Regions from separate parts of the Homo sapiens genome. Here all the other regions are linked to region 1. Evidence: chromatin contacts called from ENCODE Hi-C or POLR2A ChIA-PET data. All regions are on one chromosome and are shown on one strand. Each heading gives the region's core, a stretch centred on a gene start or an enhancer-like site at or near the end of the contact. The rest is flanking DNA. Distances are from core to core; before and after follow the strand shown.

What was found. A loop is a pair of places that touch in the nucleus more often than their neighbours do. ChIA-PET counts read pairs that join two places held with the same protein, here RNA polymerase II (POLR2A). Pooled maps may share reads with other maps.
Region 2: a map with no recorded cell type shows a loop between it and region 1 (2.6-fold over the local background). The contact joins two enhancer-like sites. A Hi-C loop is called at or near these places in 1 of 168 maps with a recorded cell type or tissue (PC-3), 2 of 37 single-sample maps with no recorded cell type and 2 of 50 pooled maps. POLR2A ChIA-PET finds 5 or more read pairs at or near these places in 1 of 52 experiments (HepG2).
Region 3: a loop to region 1 is called in a map of PC-3, with 18 times the contacts of the local background. The contact joins two enhancer-like sites. A Hi-C loop is called at or near these places in 4 of 168 maps with a recorded cell type or tissue (PC-3, ascending aorta, mammary epithelial cell and 1 more) and 10 of 50 pooled maps.

What each region holds. Positions count from the first base shown.
Region 1 is chr10:76,031,406-76,035,495 of GRCh38, reverse strand. The region is part of intron 2 of LRMDA (leucine rich melanocyte differentiation associated); the gene reads right to left. Among named protein-coding and RNA genes, the nearest start is that of MIR606, 480 kb to the right of the region's middle. RefSeq lists an enhancer at 1-1,351. Within about 2 kb of position 1,780, at least 5 of the 41 ENCODE cell types and tissues checked have a DNase peak (open chromatin) inside an H3K27ac peak, as active enhancers do.
Region 2 is chr10:75,630,696-75,634,785 of GRCh38, reverse strand. All of the region lies in intron 2 of LRMDA (leucine rich melanocyte differentiation associated), which reads right to left. Among named protein-coding and RNA genes, the nearest start is that of MIR606, 80 kb to the right of the region's middle. Within about 2 kb of position 1,845, at least 2 of the 41 ENCODE cell types and tissues checked have a DNase peak (open chromatin) inside an H3K27ac peak, as active enhancers do.
Region 3 is chr10:75,651,950-75,656,039 of GRCh38, reverse strand. All of the region lies in intron 2 of LRMDA (leucine rich melanocyte differentiation associated), which reads right to left. Among named protein-coding and RNA genes, the nearest start is that of MIR606, 100 kb to the right of the region's middle. Within about 2 kb of position 2,164, at least 2 of the 41 ENCODE cell types and tissues checked have a DNase peak (open chromatin) inside an H3K27ac peak, as active enhancers do.

The sequences.
Region 1 (4,090 bases), core at 531-3,030:
CGACAGGGAAGGCTTCCTTTCTCTCCGTTCACATCCTTTGACTTTTTTTTTTCCTCTGCCTTTTTTCTTTACTAATCACTTAATTTGCTTCTGCCCAGCGTCCCAGTGGCTGCCCCAAAGGCAAGGCATCTGCAGAATTACATAATCACTCCGATCTGAGAGGGCTTTTTCTTTTATTATTTCTTTTTATTTGTTTTTGCTGCGGGTGGGGAGACGGGGGTTGGGAGAATTGCTGCTTCAAAGCTCCTGGCCTGAAGTTACTGTTTTAATTTATGGAAAGTGGATTTCTCACTTAATTTTTGAAAGAAGTGTAGAGTGCAACCCTGTAGATGTTGAGGCAGTAAATAAAAAGGCAACAGAAAGAATTAAGTACCCGGCTCCAGGAAAAAAAAAAAAAAACAGCAGAAAGGGAAAAATAGCCTTGCTTATACACATCGCTGAAAGTTAACTCTTAATTTTATGGGCTCTCATGAGTGTTGGGGGTGGAGGTGACACGAGGTAGTTGTGCACAAGTGCTTGCCTGGGCGCACACAGACATTAATTAAAGCAAGCCGGCCGGCAGAGGGGCTTACACAGAGACACAGACTCCCAGCTCGTTCACCTGCCAGACCCAGGAGATGTGCTGAGCCTGCACCGGCTGACAGCTGAGCTACGATGTGGACGGGAGGGAGACACGTAGGGGATGCCGGGCTATTCTATAAAATGTGACAAATCAGGGAGATGTCGTCCACACTATTTATTCATTTACTGATAGTGCTTCCATTACAGCCCCGTGTGCTTGCGTGTGCAATGTCTGCACATCTGCTGTGAGTGTGAACTTCAGCACCAGATCTTTCCCAAGGCATCCATAGCTCCCTTGTGGGATCGCTGCCAAGAGGACTCCAAAATAGGGAGTCAATACTTACGAGGTATAAAAATGTGTTGTAAGTAATTAAATCTGTAGATACCACTGGGCCCAGAGCTCTGCCGGCATGTTCCATTCCTGCCAGACCTCGGGGTGGTCCCACTCAGGACTCGACTCCCAGAGCACGCCTGCTCCTCCAACCAACACTGCCAGCCCCACCGAGGGGGGACACATTTTGGAGTAGGGGTCCAGAGGTCATCGTGTTTCATTTCCTCCTCCTTTCTCTTTTTCCTCTTGGTTCCGAGAGGCAAAACACAACTTGTGAGGATAAATGCTTGAAGGGCTGGATATCCCATTTATCCTGATGTGATGATTACACATTGCCTGCCTGTATCAAAATATGTCATGTGACCCATAAATATCTACACCTCTTATGTACCCACAAAAAATACAAACAAAAAAAAAATTTAAAAACCCACAATGTACGCACATCTAGGCAGGAAGGTTTGGGACTTTGCCTCCGCTCCTCTATTTCCTGTTGTGTGAATTTGGGCCTGTCAATAGCCCATCTGAACTCTCCTGTTCTGTGTTCCTTCCAGCTCATAGGATCTTGTCGAGAATAAGTGAAGGACGGCTAACTGGTTACTAGCATACGCTGTTTTTTTTTTCTTTTCCTTCCTCCTTTTATTCACTGTTTTGTTTCCAGACGCCCTGACCCTGGGGGTGTGTTTGGAATGCAGGGGACGGGCCCATGAACAAACCCACAGAGGAGGCGTGCAGCAAGTCAGGCTTGTGCAGGGGACTTTCGGGCTCTTCTGAAGTCCCTTCCTCCACTAGGGGTTAGGGAGTGATGTGCCAAAAGGCTTCTCAGGACTGGGCCCGTTTACCACTAGGGGAGGTGAGGCCACTTCCCCTTAGGGAGCCTTACGGGTGGTTAATAATTCCTTTGTGCACAAACATCAGTTGGACTCCGCTCAAAGGCAGCATCCAAATACACATTGTTCCTGAGTTACGTTATGCAAATATTAGATTCTTCTGATGAGAATCAGCAAATGGTTGGCAACTGGCAAGCAGAAGAAAGCTCCTTTCCAAGAGTGCTCCAGGGAGGCATAAAGCAAAACGACACAGCATGAAGATGGGGAGAGCCCAGGAGCACCAAGGAAGCGCCCACCTCCATCCAGCCAGCCTTTCTTCCCCTCAGGGTGGGCTATGGGGCAGAAATCCACGCCAGAGTGAGACTTCCCAGAAGAGCTGGTAAGATCAGTCTCAAATCCCCTGTCACCTGTCTGGTTTTGAGACTCTTTTTGCTATGTGACGTTATTAGCTGCTCAGTAAAAAGAGAACCATATTACATGGGTGATTGCTAATGAATAAATCCTTGTTTTCATGTTATCAGTGTGGTGTGCTCCTGGGGATTTAATCATCTAGATCCAGAGCTGAGGGCTGGGGCACAGAAGTCAGGGGGCAGAGAGCATAGTAAATGGGAGTACTGGGGAAGATAGGTTTTGGGGGTCCCAGCTGACACGTGGACGACAATACACATACACCTAGAATGAGGTGGCTTTACCCTTTATTTATTTTTTTTTTACTGTTATTTTTACTGCTGTTTTCTAGGGAGGAATAGGAGAAAAAATATGTGTGTAGATCTTTGAGTTCATTCCCCTATATGCCAGGTGCCTGCAAATATGTGCTGTTAAATAAAATGACAATTTGTCTGCTATCACCTTGTGTATGGACAGCAAAATGCACCCCAAAACCAGATCCCCGGTGGAGACGCCAACTGTCAGTCCAGCATCACTCACCAGCTTCCTGGAGTAGTGCGATGTCTGAGGTATGGGCTGGGGGCTGATAGGAGAGAGCAAGGTTCACCCAGGACCTAGGCACAGCCAGCTGGAGGGAGATCATCCAGGCCTGGATTGTTCTGGAAACCTAATCAGCACCCCTGGAACTCCCTGCAGGCTGCCTGCCTCCCCCTCCACCAGCAGCAACGCAGCCAGGATCTCACACACAGGTACCATCCTCTTACCTCCTTCCCTCGTTCCCAGGGCTCTGCCTGGGCTCCCCCAGGAGCTGCAGCGGCTGCTGGGAGCATCCCAGTGCCTTTTCCAAAGTCACATCAAAATGACAAAACATCACAACGCATTGGGCTCCAGTGGATTCAAACGGAGAGAACTTTTAAGTTTCCACTGTAATTAACCCTATCCTCGTTAAGATAATTATGATCAAGCTTCCTGTCAGAGTTAATATCCCAACATCATCGCCTGTGGCTCACACTCTGCCCTCATTAGCTTATGAAAACAGCAGCGCCGAACAGGCGTGCAGCCCTGCCCAGGCCAGGCCAGTGGCTGGCATGGGGGGGCCATGGGTAGGGGGCCAGGGGCCCCACAGAAGGGCCGCCCCTTGAGGCCCAGTCCCTTCTGCTCCTGGGTGGGCACAAATCAGTGACCTTCATCCTTTCCCTGCAAATGAGCCACTCACCAGAATGGAGGGGAAGAGCCAGGGCCCGGGCCCAGGTAGGGCTGGCAGCCTTGGGCAGGAGCCTCTAATTTGTAGCCATTCCTCCCTGCCCCTTGCCCAGCCAAAAACCAGCCAGAACATTGTACCATAAAAACCACCAGAGGATACTTCCAGAACCCCTGGATCAATCCTTGGATCTAGGCTGTGCTAAGAATTCGATCTCTCCTCCCTCAGCTCCAGCCTATACCAGGGGTGACAGAGCTGCACCAACATGAGATGGGCAGCGAACATGGGGAATAGCTGACCACAGACCCTAAAACAAAAGCATCTGTCTCTTTGGGACTATATTTGGCCCCAAATCCAGGAGCAAAGGCTGGGATGTTCTCAAACCAATCAAGAAAGCAAGATCTCCACAAAGATCTTTACCTACTTCCTCGACTCTAAATATCCCTGCCCATATTTTTAATTGAGAAAATGGTGTGGCCATGGAAGTTCTAAAGGGCCTAACCTGGGTCTGATGTCTACTACCCTGGCTAGGCCCCCAGACCTGCAAGGGCTGGCTGCTGCCTGTTCTGTATGGATCTCTCTGATGATTTCTGTCTGCCCAGGCCCCTCTAAGAGGGGATCTCCATGCAGCCTCCATACTCCTAGAAAGCTGTTAAGTGTACAGTGAGGGCTCGGTACTGCCTCATCCACTGAGCACTGTTCAGCCAAAACCTGGGAGTGTCTAAGAAAAAAACGGCCAATAAATCCAAGCATGGGACAGACAGCAGGACCAGCACACTGGCC
Region 2 (4,090 bases), core at 596-3,095, 400 kb after region 1:
TTTTCTATATTTTAACTACTTTATATAACTCTAATTGATTTAATAGTTTTTGAGTTGATTTGATTGGATTTTCCAGATTAGCAATGAGTTCACTCAAAAATAATGATATGTTTATCTCCTCCTTTTCATTCCTTATACCTCTGTTTTCAATTTCTTATCTTACTGCATTAGCTGAGGCAGGGATTGCAAGCTCAAATGCCCACTGGGGCGGGCAGGTAACATACAGAGTGAATTGAGCCAGGTGAGGACTGGTCACCTGGGGAATGCCACTCTGTGTCTATAGGCAGCAGCTGCCACTCTGTTCTGAGGTTACCCTCAGGAGAAAGAGTTCATTTTCCCAGATCTTCAAAAGAAGTCAGAGATAAGGATTTTGGGGGGAGGCAGGTGAAACCTCCAGTTCATTAAAGGTTAGCAACTAATTTTTAAAAATTGTAAACTTAGGGCAGGAGAAAATAGAATGCTTAATGGTCAGATTCATCACAAAAGGCACCAATAAACTCTAGGCAAGATCTTCCAAAATTAAGAAAGTACTGAATTTAAATCATAATGGACATGGCCACCCTTATCTCCACCCTGACTTTCTCTAATATAGGGCCACAAAAGAAGATGTCTGCTTTTGATTTGAGGTAAAGAGTCTGTATCGTGTTAAGTCTCCAGTGCTAGTTTACCGGGATATTTTATCAGAAATGAATTTTGAATTCCCTTAAGATAATTTGGTTTTCTCCTTTGACCCTAAGAGATTGTTTATATTAATAAATTTCCTAAGATCAGAAAGTTAGAATGAATGCTTAAAACAGCACACTGTGGGTGAAGCCACTATAATGTGTGCTTCCAAATAAAACACGTAAATAGATATTCCTTAATTTTTTAACTCTTTGGTTTTATTTTATTGACTAAACACTTGGTTCTGACTTGCTTTCTCACCCATATTCCAACAACTTATTCTAGTCTACTGTAATCCCAGTTATAAAACTGTCACTGACATCATCTGTTGCAAAAAAATTATTTACAACTGGATCCATCATCAACTCAGTCTACACTACCAGCTTTGAATTCCAAAGCAATTCCACACCACAATCCACATCTGTATTCTCAAATCCACTTTGATACAGTTTCCCAAGTCCACTTTGATACAGTTACCTCTTTAGAAAGATATTAGAATGACAAATTTTCTGGAAACAGGTTTTCTTCGGGGCTGGGGCTGGAAGGACATTAAATTAAAAAGATGGACCTGGCTTAAGACAGAAAAGACATTCAGTGCATGAATGTAAAAACATCACTAAACTTGACTTACAAAATTGTTAATTATGTATTTGACAGTGAATTATCACAAACAGCTGGGACTAAAGAATACAAACCCACACAGGGAGTGGAGAAAAGTACACTCAAATTCATACAAACACTATCAAAGAGGATGTTTAAACTCAGCTTCTGCAGTAACAACGTCTTCACTTACACAATGGGTTACTCACTGCCACCAAAATTCACAAACCAACTATTCCCAGGTTTCTAAGTGCAGGCTCTAAATTGGACATTCTTCTCCCCATTTAGAAAGTTACGCCATAAGGTTTGTGGCCACTAGAGAGAAAGAACCAGGCCAGGATCTAAAAGAATGTGCGCACAAAGGCTGTGAAAAGAAAAGCCGTCACTTTGCGAAGTTTGGTCTTAATTTTTTTCCAGACTATATGTAAATACTCTCAATGCCTTGGGAGACAGCTCCAGAGAAGTTTCCTGAGCCTGACATCCCATCTCCTCTCAAACACACGCTCAAGCCCTCCCCACATCTTCTGCCAGGAGTCTGCTCCCCTGGGACCCCCTCCCTTAACCCACAGGGAGGAGCCACTGTCAGAAACACTTGCATGGAGTTGTCGAGAAAATCCTTACAGCAAAGTCAATGACAAGGCAAAAGCCCAGACCAGACATCTTGGGGCAGACGTGGCTGCCTGGCTCTGAACACTGGGGGAAAGACTCTTGGCAAAAAAAAAAAAAAAAAAAAAAAAAAACTAAACTAAACTAAACAAAAAAACTAACCTCACTCTTTAGGGACATGTTCAGCCTTTCTGCATCAGAAAAGACACAGGCTCTCCCTACACTTGATACAAAGTCAGCATGGTTCCCTCTCCACAAGGCACATATCAGGGAAAAAAAGAAAATCTGATCTTTTTTTTAATCCCCAGCACATTTTAGCATATAACTCAGGTGAGAGTCTGAGAGTTGCAAGCTTAGATAAAATATTAAAATATTTCTCTAAACGCTAAACTTTCTAATAAGTCTGAGAGTTTATTAGGAAAGCCATCCCTGATACTCAATCTTGGCTAACTTAAGATGGTAAATTTCAAAGTCCAAAGGTTAGAGCCTTCAAGGAAAAAAAGAAAAAAGAGATAACACAACACTCTTTTCTTTTTAGATGGGATGATGAGACATCCTCGTCTGCCTCCAAGTATTTTTAGAAAATGCTGAGAACAACCAGATTGTAATTTAAGCCTCTCTGAAAAGTAAGGACCTCCAATGGACAGCCCAATACCTTTCCCTAATCATCTTTCCAAAGATTTCCACATCATAGACAAAAGTTTAAGAGGCTGATATCCCTCTGACTCTATCTCAAATTCTCTCTGTGGAAAGGCACTAGAGTAACCAAGCTCCCAGGGGATGGTACCAAGCTGACTCTTCTCTGGGATGCTGTCTGCTATGCAATGTAGAAGAGCAGAAGTATAAAGGTTGCCAGAAGCACAGCCAACGTCTGGGAATATTAGGAGCCAACAAAATAATAGGGAAAGGATCCATACAAGGACAGAACACATTATGGCATCCAACACTGATTTTAAAAATAACCAAACAAACAAAATCATCATCCCAGGCAGCCTAAGAGCAATGTGTCCAGATGCCAGAATAAGGGAATCAATTTAGGGCGGGTCAATGGAAACAGCTTTACCCTCCAGAAGACCATGGCGAAAACCACATCAATGCCAGTCATAGGAGATCACTCTATTTTGAAAAATATAAAACTGTTTCATTGCAAATCTATGGAAACAATGTCACAGGGGCCAAGAGCTGTCACTTCGAGTCAAAGAAGGCCCACTTCACTGTGGCGCTGATGGCCAGTGATGTCAAGGCGAATTACACCCCGACTCACCAAGAGAGAAATCAAAGTCAGGAGAGGAACATTCAGCTGGAGACACACCCACAGGAGTTTGGAAAGCAACACTCCGTCCAAGCTGTGCTAATCCATCACAGGCTCACACAAAGGACGTGAGGGTATTTCCCCCCCATCAAAAATGGAAAGGACCAATAATAAGATCACACTAAGGGAGATTTGGGGAGTTGATCTTATGGCCAAAGCACTCTATTCCTGGCAACATGTTGGGTGGCGGGGCGGGGGGGGTGCAGTGAGGTTCACTGCCTGGACATTAGAAGGGGAGTCATGAGCAGAAACTGCAAAAGATAGAGAAACTGCAAAAGAAGCTGGGGTTCTTTTCTCCAGGTGGCTGCAGTGAGGTCCCACAAGCTACCTGAGTAGAGCAGCAGGGGAGGTAGAAGGGATATAGGACTTAGGGTGAGGAGTACGAGGTCTTGGGCATGTTAAAAACTCTCTGGGCCATAGTTCAGTGATAATCAATGAGAAGATTCTGTGGAAACATGGGATCACAGCTAGAAATTTCCTTCCTAAGAAGAAGTCAGCAGGAAAGTCACAAGGTAAAGGCAAGTTCAGGCCTGGCTCTGGGGCAGGAGAAGAAAGGAGCAGATCTCACACAGATTCCAAATAAGTCACAGCCATTGATAGCCATGAATGTGAACCAAACATGAGGGACGAGGAGGGAAGCAGGCCCCAAGTAAACAGACCATGTTTATATCCACATAGCCAGGCCCAGGGCAAACTCCGGATGGGGAAAGTGGCAAGTTCTTCAGCTCCTTTTTCTAGAATCAACAATTAGAAAAACTGCTGATTCCAAGAATGAAGGCTGCCCAAGTCTTTATTCAGTCTGTGCATGGAAAGGGATGGTTAAATGTGTGCTTACACCTTAAGAGAAATGAAGAGAAGACTGCCAATCATTAAATGTCTTTTGAATGCTATGCCTTGTGATATATATGT
Region 3 (4,090 bases), core at 915-3,414, 380 kb after region 1:
GCTAATGGAAGAAATGAGGCAACCAAGACGGGATCAGCAGAAGGTCACTCCAGTGCAAACAGATGGGTCACATGAGGGGAGCTCCAGGGAGAGAAGCAGATGACCAGGTCACAGAGGGGACAGGCTGGAGAGAGACAGTGGGATGAGGGATGTGCAGGTGAAGGGGCCCAGGCTCCACACACGTTTGAACCAAACATCCTTATCCAGACCCACCCTAAAAATATGTCACTGACCAGTACATGAAACATCTGACAGGCAGAGACACCGCGAGGCCCAAACCTTTCAGGGCAGGGGAACCAACCATGGCTTTCTCTCTGCCTGGAGATGTTTCTCCTCCTCTGAACAGACATCAGTCACTCTAGCATACTGCCTCTCTCCACAGAGCCTGGTCCTGCCCAGACCTCAGGTTCTGGTTCATTGTGACTGACTCCAACATCATCAGATGCTCCATGCCTGAACCCACCCAAAAACTGACTCTCCCAGACTACAGCATGGCTGAAAGCTCTCAGGACACCACAAATGATCAGTTGGGCCTCAAAGATGTGGATAGACCATGCGATGGTCTCCTGATGGTCTCCACATGACCAGATGCATGGCAGGCTGGCCTAGCAAGGCACCTGCCAAGGGAACTGGCAATCCCAACAGGATGGTCAACCTCCATGAACTGCAGCCATCACAACCTTTACCAACTTTGTGCTTCACTGTTTAGAAGTGATATGTATCTCAGAAATGTCAAAATCCTTAGAGAAGTATGGTGATAAAATGAATAGGCTGTTTGCTCTCCATACTGATACACCCAATTTCAGACTGTCAAAGTGCTTTTAGTTATAATAGGAAATGTACAAAGTTAGCTTTGCTTGTTTTGACAACCACAAAAAGGATTTATCAGTTACATGTACCCGTTAAAATGTCGAGGTTCTCAAAGTAAAAATGGATTATAGCCAAATCCTAATATTATTAATGTTTTCATGATAACAAACACACATAACTTTTCAGACAATTCTCCTCGCTGCCTCCGTGGGGAAGAGTTTTGGAAATCCAGTCCGCTTGCCAGAAATTTCTGTTATTTTTATGCAATAAGTCAAAAGAAGTCCATAAAAACTAGAGCAAAGTTAATTTTTTTCTGTTTCGCTTCCAAAAGTGTCACATGATTGTGATTTCAAATCCTTGAGCTGTAAGGATTTCTTTTCATTGTCTTCTGTTGTCTTCTCAAAGACATGCTTTTCTCATTCTTGCTTTCATTGCTTCAAATATATGAAACTCCCACCATTTTCTCTGAAAGCTCCTACAAAGGCATTGTCAGATTTCTAATTCTGTCAAACTTTCTTTTAAGTTGCATTACTGTGCGGTGATGCTGGTGTTCACATCTGTGTATGACTGTGGTTTGGTTTTACTTCTTGTGCTAAACTTACCCTAAGACAAACAAACTGGCAAATCTTCATGCCAGGAAATATTTCTAGAATAAAGAGAAGGAGAGGGGAGAGGACAAGAGCCAAACAATGAAATACTCCAGGTATTAAGGAAAAGGGAAATGACTCAGAACTTCCCAATTATAGAGTTGAAAGCTAAATCTGGTGGCCTCCATCCTCCCATTTGTATTGAAGCTCCATGAGTAAAATTCAACTAGTAAATTTAATATACTCCTGGGTAAGAACTGTTGGTGGCTCCCATTCAACTTATATAAACTGAGTAGATTGATGAGCATTATCTTAGTCACCCTCTAAGACAACCTTGTAAAGATGTAATGTCTCCAATGTACAAGTAAGGCTCAGAGACATTAAGACACCTACCCACAGTCATACAGCCAGTAAGTGATAGAGCCAAGAACTGGACCTTTCAACCACCTCTTGCTGAAATGATCTAATTCCAGATTAAAATTACTATATCACCAAAGGAAAAATCTTTCAACCAAAGATCTGCTTTCCAGCTTCACATTAGCCCATCCCTCCGCCAAAGAAGACAACACATTAGGGGCAGTGCCTGATCACGAGGGGCAGTGCGCTGACTATGGGTGTGACTTCCGGCACTGGGGACCAAATGTCCACATAGAGGCCAACCCGGGGACTTTACTAAACAAATGCTGGACAACTACAAATTTCTTAGCAGACGTAGAGAAGGCTGAGTCAGAGAGACGTGGAAAAAGGGTATACCTAGCAGGCAACAAAAATGAAAGGAATGCCGATGACATTTTTTTGAAAACAATGTCCTGTGAAACTGATGTACAAACACAGGTTATTGGGCTCAAGTTTCAAGGAGTGCATTTTCACACACAAGTATAAGATCATACTTAGAGTTATAAACTAAAACTAAAGAAAAATCTCTTGAAAAGATTAGCAATATAAGTGTTTGTGATTGAAGTTATGTCTAGATGGCTCTTTAGCGAAGCATACGTACATGTGTATGTTACACAGCACATGCAAGGGCAACCCACAGGCACTCTCCCAAGACTGTCCAGAAAATTATATTTTCATTATTACAGTATATTGTATTCAACTGGATATTTACATTGTTACCCTGCAACTCTCTCTCACTCCCCACTGCTTTGGGGAAGGGGCAAATTTAATTAATTTCAAATTAGATTTAGAGTCCTCCTTTATCAGACTTGAATACACCTCTACCTAAACAAGAAGGGGACAGGAACTGAAAATTTTGACTTTTCCTTCAAGAGACCAGACCCTCACCCATCACCTCGAAGTGACAATTAGCAGTTTCTGCAGCACATTATATGAGAACTAACAAGGCAAAGGAATTGAGGGCAGGTTTTTCTCTTCACGATCCTGTCTGAAGCTTAAAAGAAAGCCTGAACACTAAAGAATTCTGAATCCATGTCAGCTCAATAGAGGGCTAAGTCTTTTATCTTCACCTGGAATAGGAATGAAAGAAGAAAAACCCAACAGTTCATTCACTTCCCCAAAAATATTCTCTGCTTCAGTCTTAGAGAGCTTGGAGTCCATTAAAGCCAGAGTGGGTCTCAGAAATCACCTAATGTGACCACCTTATTTTAAAGGGGAGCAAACCTGAGCCCAAAGAAGTCAAGCAACTTGCCCAAGCAGAGAGAGTGTTCAGAATCAACATCTCTGGCCTTTAGTCACCACTTCTCTAGCAGAGGAGGGAAATAAAAGTATGAGCTTTACTCCAAGTGGTAAGAACTTTTGCCCAAATTTTTTTTCCAAGTGCTTGCAAAATTCTATATCAACATATGAATTATGTTTAAACTAGAAACAGGCATTAATGGGCTCAGAAAGAAGTGATCAAAGGGGACCCTATTTTCACAGAATGCTTCCTGGACAGATAGAAGAAACACACACACACATCCCCCAGAATACATGTCTGATAGACCCAGATATGGCATCTCCCACTGACTCCCTCAAAGGAACTCACCGGAAGACACTGCAGCCGAGGACAGTGGACTGTACATTTTATGAGAAAGTCAGTTCTAGACCCAAAGATTAAAACAAAGTACAGGCAGCTCAAAACCCAAGAGGGAAAGCTTAATGCTTCACAGAACTATTCACAGACAAGTTTAAAGAAGAAGCAGTTTATCAGACAAAATAGTTCTGCAAAGCACTGTGATATAGTCAGAAAAACAGCTAGTTCCCAACTAAGTTTATCTGCCCTGACAGCTTCTGTCTTGGCCTGGCAGAGGCTGAGTGTCTACACAGTGAACATAAAGATAACCTACAATGGCTACACATCCCCATCCATTTGCCAAAGGTCACTAAGGATTGAGCATTTTGCTTCAGTGCCTCCACTAATCCAAAGACATGCCAATCTGCTTACTGTTACACAACGTCAGGAGGTTTGGATTTTACTTATCGAGGGATGTCGGACTTGCTTTGTCAGAACTTGGTGGCTATTAGCACAAGGCTGAGTGCCCATGGCTGCAATGAATTTTTTAAAATTATCTGGTTTTAGGATGCCCAGGAAAGAGGACCTGACTAACAAGATGGTGGTAACTATTGTTGGACAACATTTCGCTTTGAGAACATAAAAGCCAAATGGTGAAGCAATGAGAAATTAAATTCATGGCCTGGAAAACAAGCCAAGATTTTAAAATGTCATGTTGATACAGTAGGTGCTCTTGAGAGTG